Regions from separate parts of the Homo sapiens genome. Here regions 2 and 3 are each linked to region 1. The links are chromatin loops, found by intact Hi-C in ENCODE. Cell type or tissue: dorsolateral prefrontal cortex. All regions are shown on one strand.

The links. Hi-C counts contacts between places; a loop is a spot of excess contacts. Peaks named below come from ENCODE experiments on the same cell type or tissue, not always from the same donor. Only the 100,000 strongest peaks of a DNase experiment are listed, where the experiment ranks them.
Region 2: it touches region 1 in a loop (2.7-fold over the local background); 1 of 110 quality-filtered maps calls a loop at or near these places.
Region 3: a loop joins it to region 1, with 11 times the contacts of the local background. A loop is called at or near these places in 1 of 110 quality-filtered maps.

What each region holds. Positions count from the first base shown.
Region 1 is chr4:151,863,583-151,868,582 of GRCh38, forward strand. The region is part of intron 2 of LOC127898557 (a long non-coding RNA gene); the gene reads left to right. Among named protein-coding and RNA genes, the nearest start is that of LINC03074, 90 kb to the right of the region's middle. In dorsolateral prefrontal cortex, no CTCF peak of the experiment used is centred here; DNase peaks (open chromatin) are centred at 1,879 and 2,329; H3K27ac peaks cover 5,000 bases.
Region 2 is chr4:152,014,195-152,019,194 of GRCh38, forward strand. No RefSeq gene overlaps it. Among named protein-coding and RNA genes, the nearest start is that of LINC03074, 61 kb to the left of the region's middle. RefSeq lists an enhancer at 199-358. In dorsolateral prefrontal cortex, no CTCF peak of the experiment used is centred here; DNase peaks (open chromatin) are centred at 1,989 and 2,267; H3K27ac peaks cover 4,640 bases.
Region 3 is chr4:151,958,789-151,963,788 of GRCh38, forward strand. All of the region lies in intron 1 of LINC03074 (long intergenic non-protein coding RNA 3074), which reads left to right. Among named protein-coding and RNA genes, the nearest start is that of LINC03074, 5.3 kb to the left of the region's middle. In dorsolateral prefrontal cortex, no CTCF peak of the experiment used is centred here; a DNase peak (open chromatin) is centred at 2,253; H3K27ac peaks cover 4,144 bases.

The DNA of each region.
Region 1 (5,000 bases):
ACTTAGTGTAGTGTTTTGTATGGAGCAGAAGAAAAATATTTGATGCATAAACAAAATGAATCCATTCCCTATATTATTAAAAATAAAAGACTCCTAAAGTCCTCAAATGGGGTGGTATGCTTGTTTCAGTGGCATCATGGTACCAGAGAAATTGAGGAGGCTTTTGCTTACCAGCAGGCCTGAGGATATAGCCCCCAGGAAGCACTGGTGCTGACTGAGGAAGAGGAGCAATGGCTTCAGTTCTTGGGGACCGAGGAAGAAGCCCAAAGCTCTCAGTGACTGGCTCTCACACACCTGGAAGCTCTGCACATTATACATTGACCCTGTGAACTGCTCCCACGTGCCAGGTGGGACTTTTGTATGATCAGCTGGATAATGATGACATAGAGCCATGTGCAATGGGTGGGCCAAATGGACCTGCCCAGTTCCTGGTGCTGGGGCTGTGGCCATGTCTCCCTTTCTCCTCTATGCCACGAGGGGCCTTTGGACTGCCAGGCACTGGAACTCTTTTGCTACTTTCTAGAAGGGAGAATATTCCAGACCCCACCTCTCCTCCCAATCCACAGCCTCCCTCAGTGCTATCGCACCTTTTCTGTGCATGGTTACTGTGGGAGAAGGGAGGTAAGCCAAGCTGACTTGAGACTATTCAGCTCCTGGTGCTGCAGCAAGAGGGAAGTGATAGGCCATTGCTCCCCCTCCTGTTTGCAGGTATCAGCACCTTTCTGAGGAGGCTGAAGATATGGGGCTGGTGGTCATCTGCCCCTATCTCTCAGAGGTTTGGAGGAGAGAGGTTTGGCTGAACAAGGCATGATTGGCAGGCCTGTGCCGACCTCCTCCGGCCCTGCAAACAGCGGTACTTCTCAAGTGCCGGTAAAGTCACTTACCTGTCTACTGGGTTTCTTGGACCACGCAGGGTCATACCCATAGAAATCACAATTAGCAGATGTATGTGTGTGTTTGTGTGCAGGCACACATATATGTATATATTTATTACATGTGTTTATATGTATGTGTGTGTATATTCCCCCAGTCCAAGAACTAAACTCCCTTTATGGCACACCAAAACACGGCTTTTCAGTAATTTTTATGTAGCAAATTAGAGAGTTGTCTGAAGTCAGGGGGTACTGTAATTTGGAAGCTGGTCCTTCATCTAAACACGGCCCTGGGGGTTAATCAGCAGGTGCAGATAACTCGGCACCTTCCAGGATTTGGCGATCAATGGTAAAAATGGACAAACACAGACATGTACTTCAACTTACCCCACCAGGAACACCGCATAGCCTCCTGGCCTCAGAGGCTAGCACCTGGAAACCACTTCTTGTTGTCTTCCCACAACTGAAAGTAAGAGTGACACTATGGAATCTGTAGCAGAACCAAGCAACACAGTCCAGTTTGGACCACTGATGGGGTCTGTACAAAATGAGATCCGATTTTCCTTGTCAAGGAGTAGTTACTCTGGGACAGCCTTGGCTGTTCTGCCCACTTCATCCATTGTGAGCTATTCCCAGATTTCCTTCCTCAGAGGCGGCTGCAAATTTGGAGTGCACAGATATACACTCACATCTTAGATTACTTTTGCCAATGCACATTACCTTATGTTTATTTGAGTTAAGTTTCATCTGCCTTCAGGCTGCTCAATCCCCCCAAGTGTTTGAATGCATCTGGAGTTTCCTGCAAATCTCCTTAGTTTTTATTAGCCAAAACAATTTGGAGCTAGTTGAAATCTCTGGGAAGACATTACAGGACGATTATGTGACAATTGCTCGTGTAATCTGTGACCAGGTAGCCCAGGGAGGGACTGTGGGTTGTAAGCAGGATAGCACTTCTTTCAGCGTGTGCCTGATCTCACAGCCCTGGAGAGGTGCCAGGGAGCCCCACATGGTGTTTGTTTCTGCAAGTGGAAATGCAGATGTCTCTGCCTCAACCAGGGCTTGGAAGCCACCTTTTGGGGAAGTGACAGGGAGGCGTGTTACATAAGATCCATTCTGTCTGAGTGAATTGGTTATGGGAGAGAGAAGAGGAAGCAGAACAAGAGCTGGTGGGAAGCAAGTGAGTGAGAAGGAAGCTTGTGCAGCAGCCTGTTCAGATGTGTGGAAATACAAGTTTAATCAAGGGGAGGAGAGAGAATAGGAGTGTGGCACTATGGACTAGCCTAGGGAGGTAGAGTGGTCAATTTTGGCATATCCTGGAAGCTGGAAGTGAGGGGCTTGGACAGGGATGGAAAGAGCTGCCCTCAAGACCCAGAAAAAGACAGCAAGGAGCAGCCCAATCTGACAGAAGGAGAGAAAGCAAAAGGAGCTGTTTGCAAGAACCAGATCTCTTGGAGCCTGGCTAGTGCCAAGCTCTTGTGTGTGGGCAGAGTCTGAGCGGATCCGAGTGTTTCAATGAGCTAAACTAGTCAGCTTCAAGCTGTTCCATAGACAGTAGGTGTGAATCCAAAATCATTTCAGACATTCAGCTTTATAATGTTTCTTTTAAGAAAAAAAAAAAAAAACATGGAAGAAGCACCAGACCCAAATGATCACTTTTTCTCTTGGCCAGTTACCTGTACAAGTATCAGGCCAGTTGTAAAACACAAGTCTGGGTAGGTTAGAAAGGCAAGTTGCAGATGCCTCTTCCCTTACAGCAGCATTCATGGGAGAGCTTCTTTCTTTCTCTCTGCCTCAAGGATACTCACCATTCTTCTATTCCATTTTTAGAAACAGGCTGGCAACACACATTCTCCAGTCTCCACACAACTCTCCTCTCCTCGCTGGTCCGTTTGTCTCTAAGGCTGGTTGGTTGTTTGCATCTGCCTGAGTAGTTCGTTCATGGGAGTCAGACTCGGATGAAGGTTTAACAGTCATTGAAGGATCGTGACCACTTCCACTGCCTTGCTAACAAACCACGACCCCACTCTCCAATCTGCTGCACTTCGGTCTTGCTTCAAATTCCTGTGGCTGCAAGGAAGACCTATTGTTAAAAATGAGGAGCTAAGACTATGAGTGTTTGGGGGAATCAAATGCAGAGCTGCAGCCTGGGGTAACCTTGGCGAGCACTGTGGCCACCCAGATGGGGAAGCAGTGGACCAGAAGAGGGCCTCAGGCCCCAAGCTTGCCTGATTCATGGAGTTCTTCTTTCTCCCCCACTAAGTGGTTGCGTTAGTTTGATAAGGCTGTTGTAACAAAATACCACAGATTGGGTGGTTTAAATAACAGGAATTTCTTTTCTCACAGTTCTGAAGACTAGAGCCTGAGATCAAAGCGTTGGCAGGGTTGGTTTCTTCTGGGGGCTGTGAGGGAAACATCTGTTCCAGGGCTCTCTCCTTGGCTTCTGGGTGACCGTCTTCTCTCTGCCTCTTCTCATGGTCACTCCTCTGTACCTGTCTATGTCCAAACTCCCTCTTCTTAAAGGAACACCAGATGTATTGGATGACGGCCCAGCCCAATGAACTCATTTAATATTAATTACCTCTTTAAAGACCCTATCTCCAAATACAGTCACTTTCAGGTGTACGGAGGGTTGAGACTTCACATATGAATTTTGGGAGTGGACACAATTCAGCCTCTAACAGTGGTCAAGGAAGGTTTTCTTTCTTAAGTCTAGCTATAAAGAATACCCATTTGGAGAAACAAAACAGCCTAAGATAGTTCAAAAGGACACGATCTGACTCCTCATCCTCTCATAGTTCATTGTTGGCTGAGCCAGAGTCCAATTTCCTTTGCTTCAGTGAGTGGCTGCACAGTGTGAGGAGAAGTAGGGGCCTGCTAATGCCCTAAGGCTTTGCCAGATTCCTGATCAAGCCACCAGGGATGTCCCAGGAGTGTTGGCAATGGAACTGCCCAGGGGCTTGGCATTGTGGGCATCAACCTGATTAAACCTGGCCTAAGTGCTGCACCCAAATCATGTCAGAGGTGGATCAGGTTTTTATTCATTCAGGTAAAATAACAGGCAGTGTGCAATAGGGGATTATTTCAGGGAATGGGGTCACTTTCAAATGTTGCACAGATGGAGCTGGGTAGTGCATTCCACATAAGGGAGGGGATGTGGATGAATAACCTGGACTCAGCCACTTGGCCTAGATTGGGGAAGGAAATGATGCTTGAGCCCCTCTGGCTTAGTCACCTGGTACCATGAGGTAGCCTCGGGGAATGATAGTGAATGTCACCTAGAAGAGGGAATGCTCAGAACTGTGCCCCTGGAGCCCAGGCCATTTTGCTGGCTCTTGCTCAGGCAGGTTGCTCATGCTCATTCAGGTTGAAGGAAGCAGCATCTGTGTGGATCACCTGTGCTCCAACAAGGCCCTCAGCAGCACTTCACTTGGCCACAGGGCCCGGAGGCTGACCATAACCTATGGTGGCAGAGTCTAGCCTGGAGGGTGTCTGAGCTCCTGGAGGGTGACAGTAGGTAAGTGGCAAGGGGAACTGATTTATGAGTTAGTGAAGGTGATTCTTTGGGATCCCTGGGAGGGAAAATCCAGGTAAAGACAGATCTTATACACTACCTGGTGATGTAGGGGCTTTGGCCAACTCAATTTTGGTTTAAAAAGGAAGTGTGGCCTCATTTTGAAATGGCAGGCTGGGGACATCGGGACAATACAGATTATATAGATAAAGAGGATGAGAACTTAACAGTTAGAGGGTACAACATGTGTAAAAGCACAGAAGAGTGAAAATGTTAGCCATATTAAGTTCAAACCTAATTTTAACTACAAATTATATAACATTTTATATCACTTAACAGTTTACCAAAGTTTTTTACGTAGTTTCCTTTATTATGTCTTCACAATGAACCTGTGAGATATTTTATTAACATTTGATGGTAGAAGACGCTGAGGCTCAGAGATGTTAAGTAACTTGCCAAACTCAAAGAGATAATAAGTGATAGGCTTAGGATTCTAACCAGGGTGTCTAACTTCAGACCTCACATTCTTTTTGTTTGTTTGTTTGAGATGGAGTCTTGCTCTGTCACCCAGGTTGGAGTGCAGTGGCATCATCTCGGCTCACTCTAACCTCGACCTC
Region 2 (5,000 bases), 150 kb after region 1:
GAGACGCATGGTTGGGCTGGGTGCCAGAGTTGATTTCCCCTCCTCTCTCCACACTAGGAACTGGTAATTGAGCACACATGTCTTTGTGTGAAGGGCTCCCAAATTGAAGTGATAGTGACACCCTCAAACCCTGAAGAAGAGCATAGGGGAGTAACTACTGCACCCTTATCTCTGCCCCCAGCTGGGAGGCTGATGGATACTATTAAACGGAGCCTCTGTAAGTGGCATTTGTGGTGGCAGGGGCGGGGCTGGGGGTTGGAGAGAGAAAGAAAGAGAAAGAGAAACAGAGAGAAGCAGACTGGGAAGTGCTTGCTGCTTTCCTTCTCAAAATAGTCCAGGTGGGAGGGGTGATAACTGAGAAATGCAAATGCATGATTTGGAGGATTTCATGGCTGTTGCCCAAGATAGTGCAGGGTGGGTGCCACCTGAAGACCAGGGCCTAAAACGCTCTTGGTTGCTACCTTAGATGCAAGAATTCAGACCTATGTCTCTAAATTAGAATAATTGCATTAATGCAGTCTCCTCCCTCAGGCTCCTCTTTAGGTTTCTAACACAGCACTGGAAGAGAATTCAGGAATAAAAGATGTGAGCTCAAGTCTTTATCAGCTATATGACCTTAGGAACTCCTCTTAACAACCTCTTTAGTCTAGATTGCTCATCAGCAACTTCACAGGGCCATTACTAAAAAACAAGCACCAGTGAAGCTGAAAGCATTTTGCACACTGTAGAATGTCACATGAATAGTGTTTATTTGTTACAACCAAGGTCTAGCCTTGGGAGGTCTAAAACACCACAGCCCAGTTTAACTGGATAGCAAGATCTTGCCCAAGCCCTCTGGCTTCCTTGTAACTAACTCTTGGGGTCCAGTGCAAAGTCCAGGAGGCCTTGGATGTCCTCTGTAGCATTCACGGGGCTCTGCTAGGGAAAAGCCAATGAACTTACTCCCAAGAGGCCAACAGGTAGCTAACAGGGGGACCTTGAAAGTGCTGCCCCCTATGCGGGTGCTCTGCTAACAAGGCCCTCTCAGGCATGAGGCCCGGGAGGGAAGTGGTGGTGTTCCTGCAGCCAGGCAAGGCAGAGCGGAACATGCAACATCATTCAAGGAGGCCCTGAGTTCTTCTCTGCCAAGGAGAGGGCCTGGCCCTGCACTTGTTTTAGGAAATGGGGCTGTTCAGTTTTATACCTACCACTTTCCTCACTCTAGGACCAACTAGAGAGACAGGACATCATCAGGCACCATCTTGACATCTCTGCTGGCCTCGGCAGGTAGGTTAGGGCACAGACCAGCATTCCTCATCACCAGTCATGGCAACCGGCTTCACATGCACTCTCCTCTGTGTGAAAGTGCCTGTGTGCTTCTCTGAGAGCTTAACTCCCAGCAGTGGGGATCCTGACGCCCTGTGCTCCCGCCCTCAGCCTTCTTCAGTGGCCCCGGGTTCCTGAGATGCAAAATGCCCATGCACAGCCAACCCTGTGCCCTTGGTCCTTTCCTTCTGGGCACACTCACTGTGCTCCCTACACCTCCTTGTTGGCCATACCCCACCCAGCTGCTCCTTTGTGTTTTTCCTTCCTCTCCTACTAAAACCTAGTATATGGAAAGAAGATGATGTCATTGATTATACTGAGACATAGATCTTATGTTCCTTTTCAGATTTCCTTGGCTGCAGCCTCCTACTCCTCTTCCTCCTCCGTCTCTTTCTCTTTTTGTTAGTGTCCCCACCTGTTCTGCTTTCCCTCTCCACTTTTTTTTTTTTCAGAAAAAGATAGTGCTATGGTTTGCATGTCCCCTCTAAAAATCATGTTGAAATTTAATTGCCATTATAACAGAATTAAGAGATAGGACTTTCAAGAGGTGATTAGGCCACCATGAGGGCTCTGCCCTCCTGAATGGCTTAGAGGGATGCCTTTATCGTGGGGGTGGATTAGTCATTGTGGGCGTGGGCTCCTGGTTACATGGTAACTTCAGCCCCTATTTTCTCTCTGTCTCGCGCGCTTGCTCACCATGTGATGCCTTCCACCCTCATCAGATGCCGACGCTGTGCTCTTGGTCTCCTCAGCCTCCAGAGCCGTGAGCCAAATAAACTTCTATTCTTTATAAGTTACCCCATCTGTGGTATTCTGTTATAGCAGCAGAAAATGGACTCAGACAGATGGTAAGGCAGACTTTATTCAGGATGATCATGGTAGGTACAAGGACTACTTCGATGAGGTTTTGCAGTCGGAGAGAGAGATTGGGCTTCCTGCCCCGCCACTTTCGGAGCTGAATAAAACACCACCATGTAAGGTGTGGGATCTGGCTGCCTGAGACGAGGGACTGAATTACATAATCTGGAAGTATGGGGGAGTAGCTCCCTTTGGGAGGAAACTTGACAAATGAGAGAGGAGAGACAGGAGGGAGCCTGACAGATTCCTCTCCTTTCTCCCTCCTGTGCACTATTCTGGGAGATGAGGTGTGCTTCTCCTTGCAGTTATTCTGAAGAAGTCCCTCGTACCAAGTAAAGATATCTGCTAAGCCCCTAGCTGTCCTCCTGGCTAGTATGGCCCAGAGTGAAAGCGCCTCCTGTGGAATCACTTCTCACCTTGACCTTCCTCACTTCCCTTTGACCTTTACCACCTGTCTCCTTGCCCAGTCCCTGCTTTTCTAGAGGACAATGGCCAAGACACCTGTTTAATTTTATTGAGAGATCAAGCCCCACCCACTCTCTTACTTCTCCTCCAAGGTATTTAACACATCTCTAATTGTGGCCTTTATATTTGTTAATCATTAAAGGAAGCGAAGGAGGAAGAGGAGGCATGGGTTAGGGGAGGAGGAGAGACAGGAGTTTCCTCTCTTGCTCCTAAAAGCTCACTCCATTGGCCTTCATTTACCCTGAAGGGAAAATCTGCCATGCTTCTATCTACAGAGTTCCAAGCATTTTAGAAGCAGACAGGTTAGAATGCAGAAAAATGTCAGTGAGGTGGGATTTCCGGAGAATAGTTTGGCAAGCATTTTCCAGGCTGAGCATAGCTTGAAAAAGGCCCTTTTCTGTCTATCGACTAAAAACTTGCCCAGAAAGGAAAAATCATAGCAGGCATAGCTCAGGTACTTCGAAGGACTTCTGTTCTCTCTCTCTTTTAAGACAACATAATCAATGAAAGGATTTGGAAAAAATGAACTATAGAGAGCATAAGGAGTCTTGAAGTGGGTTTTCATCTGCATCGCTTCTCTTGCAGAGGTTTACTTTTATTTGCCTTTCGAAAGCTGGGGCTGTTTCAATAGCAGCTTTCATCCCATCAGCCAGGCTGATGAGCACGGAGGTGGGCTGTCCTTTCGCCTCTCCTACTGAAGGAGCTGGAGTTCCACATGTGGTATATGCGTTTGCAACAGGCTGCTGGGAATCAGTGATCAGCTTTCTGGTGGTATCTGGTAAATAAGAATGTCTCCAATGTGCAAATTGCAGAAATTGGCTTCTCCCACTCCTCTTTTGCCAGGAAATGAGGAACGCACAGAGGAGGAACACTGAAGACCTGGGGAACATTCATTTTCATGTTACTGTATTACGGTGTTGTGTTTGGTGGGTTCAGGGGAGACAGCAGAGGGGGCCGGACTAGAAGGAATGGGCTGGAGGTTGACTTGGCCGAGTCCCATGGGTCAGAGAAGGCAATTTCAGCCACTAAAGAGCGAAAATGTCACAGGATCTCTATCCACTTCCACATTTATGCAGACTGAAACCCCACATGCCCCAAACTGAATTCATCTTCTTCCCTCCAAAGCCTGTTCTTTTCTGCTGGCCCTTCTGTCTCCCAATTGCTCCAATGAGTGTAAGGAACTAAAGTCATCTTGACTCTCCCTCTTCCTTATCTCATTAATACATCTTACGAGTTTTATAAGATTATAGTATCTCTGGAATCATCTATCCTCCCACCTCCACTTCTCCATCTTAGTCCAAGCACTTGTCCCTTCTGGCCTGGATGACTGCAATGGCCGCATTCTTGTTGTCTCCCAATCCATTCCTCAGCCTGCAGGAAAGTTCACATTTTTTTAAGGCTAAAGATCATATTGTTATCCCTCTTGCTCTAAAGCTCTTGCATGTTTTCCACTGCCCTTTAAGTTTGGGCTCAAGTCTCAAAGTCCTTAACCATGATTTCCTAGGACTTCCTCAGTGCAGTCCTGCCCTTACCCACCCATCCCTGCTCTCCTCCACTGCCTCCCTGCTCCTGGGTGCCTTCAGGCCTTTCACGTGCTCACACTCATCTCAGAGCCTCTGACTATGTGGTTCCCTCTGCCTGATATCAGGGTTCAGAACATGATACCCCAGAGTATGGCTCCTTGGTATGCTGGGTACTTTGAACTGACAGAGATTACAAGGGCCTCGGAAACAAGGTCACTCTGACCTTCTCCTATCCTGCTTTCTCCCTCAAACAAGGCACAGAAACTAGAATTCTTCATCTCAAAGCAAGTCATAAACCTAGGAAGGTCTTTGACCTTCTCCCTTCCCTGCTGAAAGCCCTCCTGTGACAGGTGTCCTGCCCCATACCTTGCGGGGAGGCATGTCTTACAGAGACACAGAAAAGACTCTGGACAAACAGGCCCTGCAGACCTCCACTGCCCCTCAGTTCATTCCCATTAGATCAGACCCTTTTTTGTCCAATCGTATTTCTTCATAACCATGCACTTTTTTCTTCAGACCTTACATAAAAATGTAACTTTCTTTCGGTTTTTGGGTCTTCATTTCTGAAGACTTCATGTCACATAAAACTTTGTTAAGTAAGTTTGTTGTGCTTTCCTTGTGTTACACTCTTTCATTATCAGAATTGTCAGTCATGATTGTATGACTGATGGATGAAGAAAAGGTATGACTTTTTCCCCCCTACCCTGGAACGGCCCTTCTTTGCTCTGTTCTCTTCCATAGCACCAAGCCTGGTGTCATTTATTTACCTATGTTTTTGTGTTTCTCACTTGACTCAGCTCCATGGGGGAAGGCACTATGTCTGTTTTGGTTCCCACTCCATCCCTAGCA
Region 3 (5,000 bases), 95 kb after region 1:
AACAGGGCTCAGGACTTCAATAACAGATTTGTGGGGCGGCAGGGGTGAGACTCAGCCAGTAGCATTACTGCTACAGCCAAACTGCCACTTCCTGGCTGAGTGGCTTCAGACAAGGTATTCACCTCTCTGTGCCTCCATCTCCTCACCTGGAGATAATAAAGCTACCACCTCACTGAGAGGTGTGAGAGTTAAAAGCCCTAATCCCCATGAAGCACTTGGGACAGTGGCATGTGGCAATGCTCAAGAAGTGTCAGCTATTATGATGATTACTTAGCCCTAAGGGAGTTTTTTTGGGCATTGGAGTGTAAGAATTGGTCTCTGCCCTCAAGATGCTTAAAGTCGTCTTACATAGAATATAAATCTAATAAATAAAAACAACAAGAGACATTTTCCGTGACGGATGCTTTTTGGGCCACCACTTTGGAAGGGAAAGCCAAGAGGTGGAAGGAATGATGATGGCAACCAAACTTAAGTCTCAGCTGTGCGTCTCCACCTCCCAGCACAACCGGGTGCTAGCAGCATCAGGCTCTGTGGTCTCCAGGGGGGCGCTGCCTGCAAGAGGGCTCAGTCCGCAGCATTCTCAGTCCTTGTAGTCACCACCCTCCACTTTCTTGAGCCATAGCTGCCAAGGGATGTTTACCTGTCTCCCCAAAAAGTGGTCAGAACCACTTTGCAGGGCTATCCTCCCCACCCTAGAACTCCTTTGGAGATGCCTACATGGAACTCTTTGATCACCACCTGCTGTTGCTGCTGCTGCTGCTGCTGCCTGGGGCCCCTCAGTGACCCTCCTTGTCCCTGCCATATCAGCAGGACATGTCTCTCTCTATCAGGACTAATGGGACCATTTCTCTCTACACTGGGGCTGGCCAGGAGCTGGATCATCTCTCCCCCTCCTGATCATGTGTTGTGCCTGCAGAAGTAGCTCATGGCTCCTGTGCTTGCTAAGTTCTATGGATATAGAAAGAGAAGAACTCTTGAGGAGAAGGGATGTTGGGAGGAAGTGGGATGGTGTCATAGCCTTATTCAAACATCACCTTCTCACTAAGGTCATCCTGCCACCCTATCTCAAATAGATGATACCATCCTTGCACTGCCTATGCCTTTGGGATGCCATAGATTTTACTTTTATGCCTATTTTCTCAATTAGAGTGTAAGGTCCACGAGGGCAGGGATTTTTATCAGCTTTGTTCATTGCTCTATATCCAGCTCCTAGATAAGTGCCCAGCACATAATAGCACAAACATTGAGGGAATGAATGAATGAACTCTGGCCCTGTGAGCTCTTGACATCCAGGAAGAGACTGAGGGTCAGGGACCCTCCTGCCCATGTGCAGGCTCTTGTTGATTACATCAGCCAGTCAGACATGAGTGGACCACCCAGAGCCTTTTCAATCTAGTTCCATCAGTCATGAAGTTAGTGGGGCTCCCCTGAGGGATCGGCAATAGGTGGTCCATCCCAGCCGTGAAAGCAGTAGTTGCAATAGCGAATCTTTATGCTACTTATATTAGACTGTTTAGAATTACTATCAACTGATCTCAAAAAATAGTAGGTACTATTATTATTCCAAAACTGAAGCATGAAATGGTTATGTAAACACCCCCAAAACTGCATAACTAGTAAGTAGCAGGTCTAGAAATTGAACTCAAACTTGTCTGACTCCCAAGTTCTTGCTTTTACTGTGAGTTCTCATCTCTTTTTGGTTTTGTGGGTATTTTAAGCTGTGTCAGGGCCTGCTTACCAGATGGCTTTTTAATCTCTCTCTTGTTGCTACATTATTAATCTCTAAATTGTTTAGTGGAGAGGACTGGTACAGAAAGGAGGCGTCTACACGGGAGAGGTTTCCTGGAATTGCTGCTGACATTTCACGTGGGCCTCGGTGGGTGGCTTAGGTTTGGGTAGAGGGAGAAGAGGCAGGCACGCTGGAGCCGGGGAACAACACTGAAACCCGTCTATATGGCAGCTGCCCTTCTGGGGATGGAGCAGACATACCCGTGTTACCAGCAACACAAAACTGTGAACTGGATTTAGTCAAATATTTAGCTGGTGGTTGCTTCCTGCTTCTGTCTGCTCAGAAAGGGATTAAAAACTCCTTGTAATCTTCCATTTTCTAAGAATCCATAATGCACTGAATTTTGGATACTCTTTTTGGAAAAAGGTTGATGCTTCAGGCAGAATTCTGCAAGCAGCAATGTCCCACAGCCTGGAAGCTTTCCCTGGGCGTGTTCACTCCTTAGAATGCGTCACACTAAGCCCGGGGACAGACAGCTGCCACATGTCCTTTGAATAGGTTGTGTGTAGGAGGCTGTAGAGGTTGATGTGGCTCCTCTGGAAGCTGAGAGCCAGGAACCTCTCTGGTCCTTGCATCCTTGCAGGGTGGAGCAGACAGTGCTGTCAGATGAATAAAGTAGAGGGAGGCTGGAAATCTGAAAAGCTCATCTATTCTGCCAACCATAAAGCATTTTGAACTTGCTCCACCCTTCCTATTTTCCATCTGCCTCATTATTCAGCACAGTAATATTTGGGCACTTTGAAAAGAGTGATATTTTCACATAAAGCTATTCCAAGGAGAAGGAAAAATATCCTCATTTGGCATAAACCACTCATGCAAATTAGCCTAAATAAAAATAAGACTAAAGACAACTTAGAATATTATTGTACTTTTCCAGGCTCCTGCCAGTCACTGCTGTCAGCTGTAGCATCTCTCCACCCTGGATGACAGTGTTGAGAAGTAGGGCTTACCATTTAGGAGAAGTTGTTGCTAAAGAACCCACTCAAAAAGAATGGGTATCAAACATCCTGCACTCAGGTTGTGTTGGAACCACGCCCTTGAAGGCAACACAATGTACCAATGATTGGACTTCCTAGAAGTACATTCCCTCTGCGTTTCCATGTTTGGCTTATCACAGACCAGTTCATCAAGGACTTGACATTCACTCTGTTTGTTTCTGGGAGACCATTTAAGTACTCTGTGTGTGTGTGTGTGTATGTGTGTGTGTGTGTGTGTGTATTAAGGGCCAGTGCTATGCAAACTGCAAACTGTATGAAAATGTTTTTTTTCTTATGGATGAGAAGAGACTATAATATCTCAAGGCCTCTGGCACAGGAATTCTTTAGAGCAGGATAAACAAATCATTATTCTCATGCCACTGATGGCAGTGAAGCAGTTTCTCTACTTTCTTTCCATTTGCACTTCTTTCTTTTCTCTCCTTCTCTTTTCTTTACTTTTCTCCTATTCTTAGTCTCCTTCTGCCTTCTCTTCCTTCTTTTGTGGGTGTGCCTTATGTTTGCTCTGGGTTCCAGGGTCATTCAGACTTGAAGCGATATGTGGGTCCAGAATTGAGGACATGTTCTATGGCCACCTAAGACAAAGGATGTTAGTTTTTATTATTAATTTCCTCAACCCGTGGTTAAAATGGCATCATTGGATACAGTCTCAAAGTCCCTCCCTCAGCCCAGTTGTATTTGTGAACTGTTCTGAAAGGAGAATCTCAGTCTGCTATATTTATTCCAAGGTTCTATTTCAATCAGATGTTAAGACAACTGGGACAACACCCTTACTGGACTAGTCACAAAGGAGACAAACATGCCAGAACAGCCATCCCACATCTCTAATTTCAAAGGTCATGAGAATGGTGGTTGTATACACCCTACTGCAGCTTTGATTTGTTGGGGTGGAATTTGCAATGCTATATGAAATCAACAATGCTGACTTTTGAATTTCCTTTTTTTAAAATCCTCTCTCTTTTTAAAATCTCTCGCTCTCTCTCTCTGTGTTTTCTATTGAGACCATGATGTTGCAATCTGTTTTTCATCTGAGAAATGTTTCACTGAGGAAACATGCCAAGAGATAAATGGGGAAGTGCTGAGGTGTCGTCCATCTATAAAGGTGGTTTTTCAGTTGAGTCAGGGAGGAGACTAAGATTTCTGAAGTGTTCTATGAACCCCATTCCTCCGGATGTTTGGTTTATAAGTGAAGCTTCCAAATCTCTGATTTCTTTACCTGAATGCCTTCAGGCCTCCTTCATTAATCATGTTCTTCCCATTCTTCCAAAACAGCCTCCTTTTCTTATCTTTCCCCTTACCTCAAACTCTCAATATTTCCAGGAGATCAGATTCCAAATCTCAGCCACGTGGTTGATTTGTATAGAAGTCCCCACTATTTTGCATGCTCTTTGATACAGTAATTCCACCTAGAGCTATTTGTTTATGTTGGCAAGTGCAAATATTAGGCATAGAGGTGACCATTAGAGCATCTGTAATGAGATGAAAATCAGAACAATGAGATCGTTGTTGAATAAACTATGAACATTGACAAAATGGAATTGGATGCAGTCACTTCAAATGATGTAAAAGATTGACATGGAAAATATCTTCAATGTATTATTTAGAAGAGATAAAAAGACAGTTATAAATAGTATTGTCCTATTTTATTAAAAACACGTACATATGGTTGTTTGAGAAAAGACTATTTGTATATATCAAAATGGAAACAACGGTTGTCTCTGAATAATAGGATTAGATGAAATTTTTATCTTATTAATTTTTTGCTGATCTATTTTTTGATTTTTAACTTTTTTGTTTATGCATATCTTCATATATATAGTATAATTTAGATTTTATTTTCTCCTCTTATTAAAGTATAGTTTGTCACTTCTTCAAGAAGTCAGAACTAAACTAGGGAGGGAATTAAAGAACTTGTAGAGAGTTCAAAATGAAGCCACAAATGGTGGTTTGTAGAGGGTTCAAAGGTTAGCCACAAAAATGGCTTGGGTATGATGGGAAGTAGAAATGGGATTGGGAAGAAGGGAAGAGAAGGATAAAAGACACAGACTAAAAAGGCCACATCATTAGTTCTACCAGAGGTTTTAGGGGAGATTTGATGAATCTGTGTGTCTACAAAGGCTCTTTCCCGCAGCAGGGGGATCAGTCTTTCTACAGCAACCAAAAAATAGAAGTGACTTCAAAGTCTAGTATAGGGAATAGGAGGAGAAATTTTCTTT